Linked DNA regions of Homo sapiens: region 1 is linked to region 2. Evidence: chromatin loops called from intact Hi-C (ENCODE). Cell type or tissue: endothelial cell of umbilical vein. All regions are shown on one strand.

Region 1 (2,500 bases), 360 kb after region 2:
GCGGGTGGGTCACCTGAGGTCAGGAGTTCAAGACCAGCCTCAACATGGAGAAACCCTGTCTCTACTAAAAATACAAAATTAGCCGGGCATGGTGGTGCATGCCTGTAATCCCAGCTACTCGGGAGGCTGAGGCAGGAGAATTGCTTGAACCTGGGAGGTGGAGGTTGCGGTGAGCTGAGATCATGCCACTGCACTCCAGCCTGGGCAACAAGAGCGAAACTCAGTCTCAAAAAAAATAATAAAATAAAATAAGTACCAATACAGAAAAAAATAAGTAACATAATAATATGGATGTTATATACATACACACATATATAAAATCAAATGAAGCAACTTTTAAAGACAAATGGAAAATGTGTTAAAGTTGGCAGGTAATAGCCCATAAAGAAAATTTCCATAAATTTTGTATTATAATTAAAGAATGTCACCTATACTATTTCACACTAGCAAATGTATTAAGATTTTCCGTAAGAGCCACACATAGATAATAGTTTTTAATTATGATGCCAGACATAAGAAATTTGCAATAACAATTAAGGCCAACAAACCAAGAACTGAAACATTCTCAAACAATTCAAGTCAAACAGGAAATCAAACTGAAACAGCCATATTAGGAGGTTGAAGGCTTGAGGGATCTTGGTTTTAATTTCCAGCCAAGGCCATCAGGTTAAACCTTTAGAAATAACTTCAAAAAGAAAATAAGGGAATACATAAGATTATAAATAATAAAAATCATACATAAAATTAATTGTTATCCTATACACAAATAATAACTTTTAAAATATAGGAGCTAGAAATATCTCACTTTCAATAGTGACTCTATCGGTCAGGGCCCAGCTAGCAATACAGAGTCCTGACATATAATAATTAAATAAGATAATTTAATGTGGGAACTAATTATAAAGGTATTAGAATAGCTGAAAGAGTAAATGAAGGAAGGTGCCATCAAAAAATTATTAACAGTGGAAAGTTGCTAATATCCCTAAGCTGGAAGGACAAAAGGAGAGGATGATATTCCTAGGGTCTAAGCACTGGGCCCACCAAAAATGCTGGAACTCTGACAGTACTGCCTCTTGAAAGCTGGGACTAAAGAGGGAGTTAAAGCACAGAGGAGACTGGACCAGAGCTTCCACCAGGAGCAGAGGGCTGGGTAGAAGTAGCCTCCCTTCTTCCGTGCTCCTTCCTTCCAGCATCTTCCCAGTGCCCCCTACTGGCTAACTTTAGATGAAAGTCACCCGGCAAGGGAGCCTGGGAATGCAGTTCACATGGTGTTCTCTTGTAACCTACAGGGAAAGGGAGGGAGATGGAATTGAAAGCAAACAGAAAAAAGACCATTGGCACAGCAAGCAAAAGAAAAAGAAGAAAAGAGAGAGAAAATTAGATCTATTTCCCATACTTCACCTAAAGGTCCTTGATAGGAATTGTGTTATGGGCAACGCATGTGTTTATTTAATTATTTTAAAATATGAGGGGAAAAACCCACATATATTGTATACAAATTCTATACAATAAAAAACAAGTTTATCTCTCACTTCATACCCCCAATCCCTCTACACAGCATAGCCACTGTTACTTATTTTGTGTATTCTTCTGGAAATTTCCCATATACACGCATGAATATTTTTAAATGTCCACAAGCACAAAATACCTATTATTCTATCTGGTTTTTTTCCACTTAGGTATGTATGTTGGAAACCTTGTCATAATTTATTTTTAAAAGTCTCCATTTGATGCATAAATAGGCCATTTCAAGGTTTTTTTATTATAGAGAATATATCACAAAAGTAAAGGAGTACTGATAAAATTATTTGGCTAGTGTCTTTACATGTCTGGTATTTGAAACAATCCAGTTAGCGTGTGTTGGGCCAGGGGCAATACAGCTAAAAGAAGAACATAAGTGGGATATGGGATTTGAAAGTAAGTCACTAAAACATGGAGCTATCTCACATTCATTGTTACTTATAATTCATTCCCATATGTTTGTGAATGTTTGGAAGGACATGCAGATGTAACCAATATGTGTATCTTTACCCCCAAGGCAATTGCACGTACCAATGTTTTTATTCTCCCAAAACTAAATAAAACCTGATCCCCTCTGTTTTAGCCAGGCCTATTCACTTGCCTCTGAAATTTTTCAGGTTTTTGAGATTGCTTAATTGTGTAACCTTGGACAAGGCCCTAATCTCTGTGGCCCTCAGTTTCCTCATTAAAATGAAAGTGTCATCTTAATCTATCCTGCTCTTACAAATTCAACAATTCTACTTGTCCCAGCTCTGACTATCACATTTTCAAGAGAAAAGAAAGAGCAGGCCGGGCATGGTGGCTCACGCTTATAATCTTAGCACTTTGGGAGGCTGAGGCGGACAGATAGCTTGAGCTCAGGAGTTCAAGACCAGCCTGGATAACATGGTGAAGCCTTGTGTGCACAAAATATAAAAAATAAAAAAATTAGTCAAGTATGGTGGCATGCACCTGTAGTCCCAGTTACTTGGGAGGCTGA
Region 2 (2,500 bases):
CAGCTCCGCAATGGACAGAACTCCCAGAGTGAGAGGCCAGCTGCCATTTTTGCTGTCTCACAGTCCCCACTGCTATAGCCTTCAGGCTGTGGAGAGTGCATTGTGATTAGGGAGTGGTGTGGTTCCCCAGCATAGCACAGCCATACCGTGGAAAAGTGGCCAGACTGTTCTCCACACAGGTGCCTGTCACTGCTTTTCCTCACTGGGCAGGACTTCCCAACCTGGGACTCCAGCACCACTACCCTGCCCTCACTTGAATACTGCAGTCAGAAGCAGTTCCGCATTTCTCTGAGGAGGAAATCCCAGAGACAACTCATAACCTCTCTGCCATTGCACCTACAGTGGTACCATCCTAACTGCCCTTGGCAGAGGAAGGAACAAAGGGCCTAGTCTCTCACCTGCAGCATACCACAGCAGTCATATAGACAGGAGTCCAGTGACTTTTAACTGTGAGCCCCTACTCCCAACTATTCACCAGGAAGGGAAGAGCATGCCCACTGGTAGTGGCTCTGTGTTTCCCTGGAGAGGGGCTCCCAGAGGCAACTGGGCTCTCCTGCCACTGCCACAGCAATGGTTCTGCCCCTAATGTCTTTGATCTGGGGAAGAAACAAAGAGCCTAAGGTCGTCACCTAAGCTGCCATCATACCACAGTCACCATAGAGAGAGGAGCACAGTTCCTCATCGCTGTGAACCCTTGAGTCCCCATTCTTCAACAAACAGAGCCACCATCTAGGGCCAGCAGAGCAGCCACCCCAAACCCATGGCTGAACATTCCCAGTAGCAGTGGCTTTATGTTTCTCTGAGGTCAAGCTTCCAGAGGCAATAGAAAACTCCCTGCCACTGCCATTGCAGTAGTACTGCATTTGCTGCCCTCAGATCAGGGAGGAGCAAAGACCCTCAGTGCTTTAACCACACCTCCAGCAAGCTGCAGTTGCCCTAAGGAGGAGACGCCAGTCTTTCTTCCCCAGCTCCCACACTCTGCTGTTTCTCACCACGCAGGGCCTCCCTGGCTTAGGCTCACAGCTCAGCCAACCTATCCTGTGCAAATCACACTGATTGATAGTGGCTCTGCATCTCTCTAGGGTCAGCCCCAAGAGATAGGTGGAAAACCCACTACCACAACCAATGCTAAGATCCCTTCCCCTGCTGCCTCCAAGCTGAGGACGAAACATAAGGCCTGAGATTGTCCCAGAGCTTCAGTGTGCAGCCTGGGAGTGCCAAGCTGAGATCTTAGGATAGGAGAGGAGCCCATACCTTCAGATCACTGAGAGGGAGCACAGCTACAATCATGAGGAAATACAAAGAAGCCTTCTGACTGGGAAAAAAGAGCCTACCTACTGGCCATTACACTTAAGCGCCACCTAGTGGATCACAGCCCAAAACAGCAACACAAGAAATAACTTGGCTGATACACTCCCCTGTGAAACTAAGGACATGAATTCAGCTACAAATAAAGACCCTGCACAAAGCCTTGGCCCGCTGAAAACATCCAGAAAAAGTCTACTGACTACTCATTTACACTGCAATTAAAGGAATACTAGCCCACACAGATGAGAAAGAACCAGTGCAAGAATTCTGGCAACTCAAAAAGCCAGAGCACCTTCTTTCCTCCAAAATTTCATGTTACTTCCCCAGCAAGGGTTCTTAACCAGGCTGAAATGGCTGAAATGACAGATATATAATTCAGAATATGGATAAGAATGAAGATCATTAAGATTCAGAAGAATGTTGAAACCCATTCCAAGGAAGCTGAGAATTACAATAAAATGATACAAGAGCTGATAAATGAAATAGCCATTATAAAAAACAACCAAACTGATCTAATAGAGCTGGAAAACACACTACAAAAATTGCATAATGCAATAGCAAGTATTAACAGCAGAATAGACCAAGCTGAGGAAAGAATCTCAGAGCTCAGAGACTGGCTGTCTGAAATAAATCAGTCAGAGAGAAATAAAAAAGAACGAATAAAACCCACAAGAAATATGGGAATATGTAAAGAGGCCAAATGTATGACTTGTTGGTGTCCCTGAAAGAAACAGGGAAAAAGCAAGCTACTTGGAGAAAATATTTCAGGATATCATCTATGAAAACTTCTCAAACTTTCCCGAAGAGAACAACATTCAAATTGAGGAAGTGCAGAGAACTTCTGTGAGATATTACACAAAAATACTATCCCCAAGATACATAATTATCTGATTCATCAAGGTCAAAATGAAAGAAAAAAATGGTAAAGTCAGCTTGAGAAAAGAGGTAGGTCACCTGCAAAGGGAACCCCATCAGGGTAACAGCAGTACTTTCAACAGAAACCCTATAAGCCAGAAGAGATTGGGGGCCTACATTAAACATTCTAAAAGAAAAAAAAAATTCAATCACAAATCATTAGAGAAATGCAAATCAAAACTACAGTGAGATACCATCTCACACCAGTCAGAATGACTATGATTAAAAACTAAAAAAATAACAGGTGCTGGTGAGGTTTTGGAGAAAAGAGAATGTT

The links. Hi-C counts contacts between places; a loop is a spot of excess contacts. Peaks named below come from ENCODE experiments on the same cell type or tissue, not always from the same donor. Only the 100,000 strongest peaks of a DNase experiment are listed, where the experiment ranks them.
Region 1: a loop joins it to region 2, with 7 times the contacts of the local background. A loop is called at or near these places in 6 of 110 quality-filtered maps.

Annotation. Positions count from the first base shown.
Region 1 is chr3:99,531,256-99,533,755 of GRCh38, forward strand. The region is part of intron 1 of LOC105374007 (a long non-coding RNA gene); the gene reads right to left. All of the region lies in intron 1 of LOC105374005 (a long non-coding RNA gene), which reads right to left. Among named protein-coding and RNA genes, the nearest start is that of COL8A1, 110 kb to the right of the region's middle. In endothelial cell of umbilical vein, a CTCF peak has its summit at 1,215 (motif pointing left); a DNase peak (open chromatin) is centred at 1,216; H3K27ac peaks cover 219 bases.
Region 2 is chr3:99,171,869-99,174,368 of GRCh38, forward strand. No RefSeq gene overlaps it. Among named protein-coding and RNA genes, the nearest start is that of LINC00973, 260 kb to the left of the region's middle. In endothelial cell of umbilical vein, a CTCF peak has its summit at 1,367 (motif pointing left); a DNase peak (open chromatin) is centred at 1,353.